2 separate regions of the Homo sapiens genome follow, and region 1 is linked to region 2. A link is a contact called in ENCODE Hi-C or POLR2A ChIA-PET data. All regions are on one chromosome and are shown on one strand. Each heading gives the region's core, a stretch centred on a gene start or an enhancer-like site at or near the end of the contact. The rest is flanking DNA. Distances are from core to core; before and after follow the strand shown.

Region 1 (4,880 bases), core at 1,552-4,051, 85 kb before region 2:
GGCTCACTACAGCCTCGGCCCCCTGCCGCAAACCATCGCACCCCCTCCCAATAATGCTCTCAAGCAATCCTCCCACCTCAGCCTCCCAAATACCTGGGACTATAGGCATGCACAACCACGCCCAGCCAATCTTAAATGTTTTTGTAGAGACAGGGTCTTGCTGTGTTGCCCAGCTGGTCTTGAACTCCTTCTGGCCTCAAGCGATCTTCCCACCTCAGCCTCCCAAAGTGCTGGCATTACAGGCATAAGCCACCCACACCCAGACAGGTTTTAAAAATTGATTCCAGGCCGGGTGCGGTGGCTCATGCCTGTAATCCCAGCACTTTGGGAGGCCAAGGCAGGTGGATCTCGAGGTCAGGAGATCGAGACCATGCTGGCTAACACAGTGAAACCCCGTCTCTACTAAAAATACAAAAAAAAAATTAGCTGAGCATGGTGGCGGGCACCTGTAGTCCCAGCTACTTGGGAGGCTGAGGCAGGAGAATGTCGTGAACCCCAGAGACGGGACTTGCAGTAAGCCGAGATTGTGCCACTGCACTCCAGCCTGGGCGACAGAGGGAGACTCCATCTCAAAAAAAAAAAAAAAATTGATTCCAGGGCAGGCAGTGCAGAAGCCTGGAAAACCTGAACAAATGACCCCTTCAAATCACTATTTCATATTCTAGTAATGGTACACAGCCCTAAGTGGAGAAGGAGAGATACAGGCAATTTGGTGGAGGGAGGTTAGCTGGGTTTATTAAAAACCAACCGAGGGACAATGCATACATGCAGCAGTGACCAATGGCATGTCTCCCTTTTCTTTTGCTAAAGCTCCTCCATTGGGGATGATTTTATTTTATTCTTATTTTTATTTATTTATTTTTTGACTCTTGACAATTGCTATCCAATAGCTTTTCCTTTCCTTTTTAGAAAACATGCCTTACTTTGGGCTTCCAACTTGAAATCTGAGGCTGGGAGGGTGATTCTGGGCTGGTGGACTTGGACTAGTTGAAAGATGCACTGCTCCAAGAGAGGGGATCGGTCAATATCTGGGCTTTGGAAGTAACTTTACGATGTTTGGATTTTGTGCTGGCACCAGGCTCTGGGTTTTAAGCACTCTGCTGTCATATGGTGTGTGGCCTTTCCAAGAAAAACTCTATAAAATGAAAATACTTTATTGCCACGGCCTTTGACTTCTTGAAATTCACACAAATATGGTAATCTCTTGCAACATTTAATTTAAACTCAGTTCACCTAAAGAAAAAATTAGCTCTGAACCTGCCCAATTCACTTTTTGAAAGGTGCCAGTCTTCTCTGTGGAATCACTGTTTTATTTACTATGTGCCAAACTGTTATTTCATATATGTGAAAAGAAAATTGGCATCAAGTCCATATGAACTAAACTACTGGCAAAGGCAATGCTGGAGCCTGCCATTGAGAAGATTAGATTCCCAAGAAACTCTTCAAGTGGTGGCCAGTATCCACAAAGTAAAAAATTGTGTGTGTGTGTGTGTGTGTGTGTGTGTGTGTGTGTGTGTGTGTGTGTGTTGTAAATATACAGGCACATATTCAAAGTTTATTTCTCCTTGTGTGTTCAGGTAGTACTCTACAGCCACTTAAGTTACCCAGAGCTTAAATATCTCAATTATATACATAAATACTTATTAAATAATAAATGCATGTTAATAAGAGAAACAGGAAGTTGAGAATAACTTTAATTCAAGTTTGGGCTTGCACATTCAATTGTCTTATTTGCTAAGTAGGATGATTCATAACTTCTCCATAAGGAAGACTGATTAGATCATGTTTGGGGGTGGGGGTGTTTTTCTTTTAAATTTTCAATTGTTTTCCTTTCCTTTTGGGGCTTTTTTCTATTTAAGTCTGCTGTTTTGCTGACTGTTTTGCCTTTGCACTTGCAGATTCTAATATGGAACCAAACCAAGAGAGAAACAGAGAATTTTATTATCCAAAGCTGTTGTAAGTGATTTAATAGTCAGAGATAGTGGCTAAAAACGTGCTCTCTGGAACCCCAGATTCCAAATCCCTCATGATAATGTAGCCATGACAGCCACATCATCATAGCAGGCATCTTTAATATGCGCCAGTCTCATCTCTTCAGGACCTTGTCCTTAGACCACACCATTAATGGGTGTTTGGTTCTCAATAATGATTACAGGTAAGATTAGGCAATCATTTGAAACTCAGATGAATACTTTCATACCTTGGTCTTACAAAATGGGATGTTTCTAAAAGAGAGATAGAGATTCATTCTGGGAAAACATTTAAATAATTTTTTTTAAGTTTGGATACTTTAGATTTTCATACTCATTTTTGAAAATAATCACCATGTTTTTCTCAGTCATTAGCTACCACCGATGGGGTCATACTAATAATGTCTCTAACAAGACTGTCGGTCACAGGACTCCAACTTCCTTGCCCTACCCACAGGTATTACATGGGATCCAGGCAGGATAATCATACTGTGCTATTTACTCGGCAACAGGAATTAGTCCAGGGATGGGTATATGAGCCAAGTAGGGGCAATCAGAATCCTTTCCCGAGACTGACTTATGAAAGGTAGAAGATAGAGACTGCTTTCCACTGGAGTTAAGCTAAGAAGATGGGAGTCTGGGGCTACTGATATCAGGCCTGTTTCCTGCCACAGGGAGAAATAAGCTGTAAGACTATTCTCAGAATGAAGCCAAACACAGGCAAGCTCAGCTGAGACATGGACAGAGAATGCGTCTAGGCTGTACTGATTCCCAGTTCCTAGCCCTGAGTCCTGGTTCCTGCAGTTCTTCCTGTAATCCTATGAGTAGTTCCAGTAACATTCCAACTACATAAGCAAAAAAATTCCCCCTTGTTCAGGTTGGTTAAAATTTGCAACTTACAACTGAAAGAGTTCTGAATAACTCAGGAGGGCCATCTTAACTTTGGAATCACATTCCTGCTAACTTCTATAGTGACTAAAAAGCTTTCCAGCTGTGTCTAACAAACGCCCTTATCTTTTGCGGCAACTTTTTGTTTGTGGCATCCTGTATCAATTTATATATCAAGAAATAAGTGCTGACATTTATAAATTAGAGGGAGAAAACATGCTGATGCTTGTGTTTAAAAGAAATAGAATTATATAAATACACTTCTATCCATTTAGCATTTCACAGCACATGGAGAAACTTACATTCATTACTGAACGTATTTATCGATTCAGGAGTTTGTAGCACAAAAATTCTTATTTACATTTTATTTTATCATCATTGTTCATCTACCTTATGGAACAAAGCAGCCAAGAATCAGATGGGCGAGGAATAAAAGATTCCATTCACAGAAGTGCTTGATTCTTCCGTCCATTTGTTTATGTTCTGCCTCTCCTGCTTCATCCAGAGCCGAAGATCTCAAAGATGCTGGCAGGTACAAACATGCTCCCTTTTAATTACACCACCAAATTGCTGCAATAACTGATTGCCAGTTAAATAATTATAATCAAGTGCCCATTGTGCATAACAATCATTTAATGACTGCCATCGGAAAACACTGTAATAAAGAGGGCTTTAATAAGGAAAACTGGAAAGGTGCCAGGGTTTTATGGCAGTTTGCTTAAAGGGAAAGAGGGCCATAATCTGTATTTAAGATTAAAAGAAGCCTTTAATCCAGATGCTCAACATTAAACAAGGGAGTGGAGTCATGTTTTGATCAAAAGTTACTACATGCATAAAAGAAAGTTAACATAAATGTTCTTTCAGAAAAAAGCTCCAGTAAATTATATTAAGTAAGTGTTTGTAACCATTTGCTTTGGAAAAAAATGAAAAAGAAGAAAAACATCTGATTTTCATTTTGGACAAGAATACTCGGCTAAAATAAAATAAATGGGAATAGAGTTTTATTTGATTTGTATAACATCATTGAGAATAAAGTGAGTTACCATTCCATCTACCTTGTACCAGTAATCATTCTCCTTCTATTTGTCCCTATTTATTTTTTGTACTCACTTTTCAGGCCAGGACTCTATCTCTGGGAGGAGTAATTATATTCTGATACAAGGTTCTAATTGAAATGGTTTTATCTCAGCTCTAGCAAACAGTAGTTCTCATCTAAGGAAAAACCAAAAAAAAAAAAAAAGAAAAACCACATAAAGTTCAGGTCAACTGGTGGCAGCTACCAGCCATTGTTGACGCATCCACGGCATTGAGCTAACACATTAGGACAGCTATTCCTAGAATTGTGCCCATTTTCTACAAACTGATATGTAGCCAGATTTTGCTAGAGTGAATGAATGCTGGGAGAAAACTAACAGCAACATAGTAAGCCCTCTCAAGGAAGAAGGAAAAGAAAAAGCCAGAACCAAAGCAAAAACTGTTCTTACAGGTGACATCAGTTTTGAGGTCCAGCTTTCTCTACACCTTAGGGTACAAAGGAGAGGACCTGACCCTTTGCAGTGTGGTTTCTGTGCACACATAAACACCCTAGTCCTTGGGAAGCTGTGATGATGCCTTGCGGCTATGAAAAGACCCCTAGAGCCTGTGGGGAAATAAAATCACAGCAGGGGTTCATTTTTTCCCCAATGTAAACATTTCAGACAGGACAACTGCACTGTTAGGAAACTCTAGAATGCTCGGACTCTGGGAGGGGGTGTGTGTGTGTGTGTGTGTGTGTGTGTGTGTGTGTGTGTCTCAGAGACAGAGAGATGGACATAGACGAACCAAAGTTAAGAAATAATACCAACTGCCTACTTAGGGTACAGGGTATCAATGGGTCAACAGGTTTTGCAAGATCATTTTAGCTTAAAACTGACCTAGCAGGTATAGGAATTCAATTCTGACACTGGGACATTTTTCTGACATGCTAAGTTAACAGTATCAACAAATTCTCCTTCAGGAGCTTGCCATGTTCTGCTTTGGGTG
Region 2 (5,464 bases), core at 838-3,337:
TACAGCCAATGTGAGGGATGGTTTACACCCACTTCACCCTTACTCCTAGGTGTATCTCTTGATAGAGTTCCAACCCAAAGTCAAGAATGATTTATAAGGGTTCTCAGGCTTGAAAGCACCCAGACTACAAGTTTTATCTCCTTCACCTTGAAAGGACACTAAAGGTGTGGCTCACGCTCTCAACTTCCTTTTCCTGATCAGCAAATGGCCATAAAACAAAAAATTGCCCTAATACTACGGCTTTGCTCCTCTGTGCTTACATTCTCTCTCAAAGCTCAACTCAGAATCTCCTTATAATAGTGATTTGATGTTTAAGAAGATTTTTAGAAGCAACTGATCCAGTTTCTTAAGGTGACTTCAGTAAGAGAGCTGGTTTAAATCACCTGTCCTATCACTAGTTAAGACAGAAATCTCCCAGCATTCTGTTATATAATATATCCTTAGTACATGGTCTTACCTTGGCAATAACTGCCCCAAGGTGAAAAAGTTCTATGGTATTCTTTGAAGAATAGTAATAGCTCTTCTTGGTAGTAACTTGCCCTTATAGTACAGAGGAACTATAAAGGATGAGAGTTCGTTCAAGTTATAGTTCCTGTAATTTACTCATTCTATGACCCTGGACAACGATTTGTGTATAAAATTGAGTGGGGGATACAACATCTCCACAATACCAGAATATCAAATGAAAGAATGCAAAAAAGCTTGAAAAAGCCTACAAAGCTGGCCGGGCATGGTGGCTTATGCCTGTAATCCCAGCACTTTGGGAGGCCAAGGGAGGAGGACTGCTTGAGCTCAGGAGTCTGAGACCAGCCTAGGCAACATGGCGAATCCCTATCTCTACAAAATATACAACAATTAGCCTGGTGTGGTGGCATGCACCAGTATTCCCAGCTACTTGCGAGGGTGAGGCACGAGAATCCCTTGAACCTTGGAGGTGGAGGTTGCAGTGAGCCAAGATCGCACCTCTGCACTCCAGCCTGGGCAACCGAATGAGACTGAGATAAAAGAAAAAAAAAACCTACAAAACTATCAAAAATTATCATTCTCTTCTCTCTTCTCTGCCCCATGGTGAGCCATTCATCAATGGCTCTGACTAAAACACCATGGCAGGCCAAAGGTCAGTTGACATTTCAAGTCACTCATGAATGGCTGGCAACATTATACAAGACATAATATTTCCAGGGTCAAATAAAGAGATACCTATTATCTGTAATTTATTTTTAAATATTTCTGAATACACAGTATGAATGCATGCAAGTATGTGGGAAGACACACAAACCCTTTCTCCCTCCCTCCCTCCCTTCCTCTTATGGGTAGCTAGTTAGTATCTGAGGTACCCTAATCAGGAGTGCATACCCCAGGTGTGGCTATTACAAAAGCATCAGCTACAGCTTTGAAATCTATACTAGAGGATTTCCTCACAAGTATAAAGGATGGTAGAAATAATTTTTCCGATGAAAACAATAGAATTCAATATATATATGTGTTGGCTGGAAATACTGTACAGGGATCTCTAACCTTGCATATATACGTGGGTTATAAGAATCTGGCAAACCAGGCAGCCTAACACTTTCTGCAGTGGCACTCTGGTCCTGGGTCTGGACACTTAACAGAGGATTCCATCACCTGCGCCAATGAAAAGTTTAGATGTGTCCTGTATTGAGAATTTTTCTGCATCTGTTTCTACCTAAACTTTGACGTGAGATACATACCCAAAGGACAGGTTGGGGCTTTTCCCAGTCCACAGGAACATGCTGAATGACTAACTTTTGTGCCTGCTTGCTAATGTTCTTATCTGTGGCAAAATTTAGTCTGAGACTTGACTTTATTGTTACAGATCACCTGGTAGCATAACTTCTAATATAGGACGTTACCAGTTTCTACCAAACAAACAAAAAACTTGCACCATTAGGAGCCACAAAATCAGTTCAGCTCAGTTTGCAACAATTGTGGTGCATCAAATTTCCTAAATGAAGCCTGTTGGGACATAACCTCAAAGCCGGAATATTATGATTCTGATCAAGCTGATATACATATTTGCCATCCCAGGCCCTCCAAGAGAAAGGCTGTTTCTCTTCAGTGGGAAAACCACAGGAAGCTACAGAGACAGCCTTGGGGTGTGGGTTTTGCTGGGCCTGGGTGCCTGCCAAAAATACCATCGTTCTGTTTCTTGGCCCCTAGAATGCAATGATACCTAAGCTTTTGTTTTTTTGTTTTGTTTTGTTTTTTTTGTTTGTTTTTTTAATGATTTCCCCAAAACCACCTGGACTCTGTATTCTACTCAAAATGATGTCATTTAAAGAATATCTGTATTCAAGGGAATATATGGGAGAAAGCTACCCTACTTCAAGTAAATGCAAACCAGAAATATTTGCATTTTCAAAACAGCACTGTCTTGGATTCTTAGCAGCTGCATGTCCCTGCCCTCCAAATGTTTCTTAAAATACTTAAGCTGAGAATTAACCAAAATGGGAGATGAACTATGTTTGTCATAAACAGTTTGAGAAAAAGCTTTTAAACTCTCAACCCCCAGCCTGCATCTGTGCTAAAGGACACCTAGAAGTTGCTCTAGCCCACATGACTTTCAAGATGCTACAGTCTGAAACATGACCATAAGAAATACATTCCTCTGGGTATCAGCATTCCCTTTTCAAAGGACAAGATTTCCAAAGACAGCCTGAAGGAGCCTAACCAATTAAGTCCTCGAAGCTGCTAAAAATTTAAAGTGAAATTACCCCCCCCCCAATAAGTACAATGGAATTCTATGCATATGAATCCTACCACATCACTGTCTGAGAGATGATTAATATGGTAGAAAAGTGAACAAGAAGTTGGAAATCCTGGACTTTCATGTAATTTCTCTGAGCCTAATGCTCTCTCCATCTGATAGACTGGGAAGCGCTCTTGCTAGCCAATTCATAAGACACTGGAAAGGGATACTGGGAAAACATCCATAAAACGATGCCAAAGGAACAGAGAAATGCTGTAGCACTTGAAAAGATTAAACCAAGTCCTCCCTGCCCATGTTGCACTGGCTTCCAACCCATTTATAGCTGCGGTAGAAAAAGCAAGATGATTGAGGCTGTAAAAAGGCTTCCAAGAAGCAATGTGGGACAGGGACAAGAACCGCTGTGCTGGCAGGCAGGCATCACCCTGAGCCCAGCACTGCCATGCTGGTTCTCTTCTGTCCCTGCCTCTAACAGCACAGAGAAATTCAGAGGGAACACAGACAAGAAAACTCTCCCAAGATTTATGCCAGCTCATCTAAAGTCGTAGGCTTAACATTGGCCACAGACACCTGCACAGATCTTCAGCCTCCAGGAAATGAGAATTCATCCTTCCCCATCAGTGCATGCTCCGGGGAACATTAAACCTCAGCTTCATTTAGGTTAATAATTAAGCTCCTAGATTTACAGCTGTCATGAAAAGAAAAGGGAAAAGGAAAGAAAAAGAAAAAGAATCTAAAAACTTGCACATTAGTATTTGCTCACATCTTGAGGCCAGGCCCTTTTTTGTTCCCCTCCTTTTTTGTCAACTTCTAAAGATGGAAAGTTTTTTATGGCTGTAAATGACAAAAATGAGTATATTCAGGAAAGGAAATGGGAACGGCACCTGATCTCTGTTCAGACAAAAGATCAACGGAAAACACTGACAGTGCCAACTACATGACACCCATCACACGAGCTCTTATTCCAACTTCATGGCTATGGTACTGCAACTACATCATACCTGAGGAAACTGAAGCTCAAAGTTTGAGATACTTGCTCAAGGTCACATGGTTAGTGGGTAGCAGATAAAGCCAGTGCTCACTGCTGCTGCACTAGTCATATCAAAATGTCCTGCCAGCTCTTAGCTCAAAAGATAGGATACTTTTGAATTCCCTTCTAACGTTCTCATTTGTTCACACCCATGTGCCATTTTAAGCCTTGCAGTACTTTAACTTGCAGTTTTTTAAAAATTTCCTGCAAATTGCTCATTCTCTTTATTCACAACACACAGCTTCAAATTACTTTCTGGAAAAAAAAAAAAATCAAACCCACCCACAAAGGTCAAAAAGTTACCACTGCTGAGGCTATTATGAGGAAAATACTGTGAGAGTAAAAGCAATTTCCCAAGAAGAACAGATCAAACTAGCACAGCCCAACAGAAACATACAGTCTCCTCCAGGGAGCACTGTGAAAGGGTCCATTTGTTGGGACTGCAGTCCTTCTGCTGAGTGGGATAGGATGACATAGGTCTCATTTTCCAGGTATACTTTCAGCGCCTATTGGAATATTATCAAAAATAGCAACTAGTGAGTGATTAGGCAAAGACAGCAGATATTGTTAAATGAAACTCTTGCTCCTCCAATAGAGCTGGGAGACACATGTTTTTGTTTTCTTACTCAGACATTAGTCTATTAGCAAGTCATTTTGCACTCACTTTTTAAAAAATCTGTGTGCCTTATGATTAAAATCAATCTTCCTTATCAGTCAAGTCAAACTGAAATAACGAAAATATTGTACATAGGCCTATTAGCAATTTTATGGAAGGTTTTACTCAGGCAACAAAATAAATAGTCTTCTTTAAGAAAGAGCGATGTTGAGCTCACATTCCACATTTGGGATACGTAGGAGGTTTCAACACAACAATGAGTAATTACCACTTGCCTCAATCCCCACTTTCGTTACCCTCTCCCTTCAAGGTCCTTTGTGGAAGAGCTGACATATAAAGAAAGGAAAATGCAAAGTACAACTGAGAACTAAGAGAAATCCAAATTTTTCCCAGGCCTTCGCACATAACACAAAAATATGCTTTTGCATGGATTTCTATCCCAAGTTGGAAGGTCAATAGAGTTCTTTAAAATATCCAAATGCTTCAGTGAATCCAGAGTCAATTACAAAGACACCTTAGCTGCCAAGACTTATGACGACAGGTGAGTTCAGATTACGATTCAACACATGCTCCACAGTAGTCCTCGTGGGAGGCTGCACATATATTCCAATGATGCTGCCTTTACTCAAGACTCTGCTGAATACACCCTTGTGTACTGTCAAGAAGACTCCTCTAATTTGCAAAACTTGCTCATGTGTATTCTCCCACTGACTGTTCACATTTGGCACACTTGCAGTAGCTTAAGGCCCACACAGGCGGTATTTTCCCGTTTTAGTATGATGGCTGTAAATTCAAGATGTCTAACTTTGCTATGTGATTTAACCAGTCATTAGATATTCTAGAGAAGAGAACCATGTAGCTTATTCTGTGTTAAAAAAAAAAAAAAAAAAAGCACTAACAAAACTTTCATAATGAAAGAATTATATAAAACTAGAGAAGGTCAGACACTCTAGAAAACTATGATTAAGTTCATATCCATATCACTATCATAAATACAGTATAACATGTTATATGAACAAGTCATAAGGGTAACTTCAGGAATAAGACATTCTCAAACAGTTCTTTCACATCTTTTTTTTTTTTTTTTTTT

The links. Hi-C counts contacts between places; a loop is a spot of excess contacts on that map. ChIA-PET counts read pairs that join two places held with the same protein, here RNA polymerase II (POLR2A). Pooled maps may share reads with other maps.
Region 1: a pooled map shows a loop between it and region 2 (2.0-fold over the local background). The contact joins two enhancer-like sites. A Hi-C loop is called at or near these places in 8 of 168 maps with a recorded cell type or tissue (aorta, ascending aorta, chondrocyte and 5 more) and 8 of 50 pooled maps. POLR2A ChIA-PET finds 5 or more read pairs at or near these places in 4 of 52 experiments (BJ, HEK293, MCF 10A and 1 more).

What each region holds. Positions count from the first base shown.
Region 1 is chr3:11,475,637-11,480,516 of GRCh38, reverse strand. The region is part of intron 20 of ATG7 (autophagy related 7); the gene reads right to left. Among named protein-coding and RNA genes, the nearest start is that of VGLL4, 170 kb to the left of the region's middle. RefSeq lists an enhancer at 1-93. Within about 2 kb of position 2,801, at least 7 of the 41 ENCODE cell types and tissues checked have a DNase peak (open chromatin) inside an H3K27ac peak, as active enhancers do.
Region 2 is chr3:11,389,239-11,394,702 of GRCh38, reverse strand. All of the region lies in intron 19 of ATG7 (autophagy related 7), which reads right to left. Among named protein-coding and RNA genes, the nearest start is that of ATG7, 120 kb to the right of the region's middle. Within about 2 kb of position 2,087, at least 5 of the 41 ENCODE cell types and tissues checked have a DNase peak (open chromatin) inside an H3K27ac peak, as active enhancers do.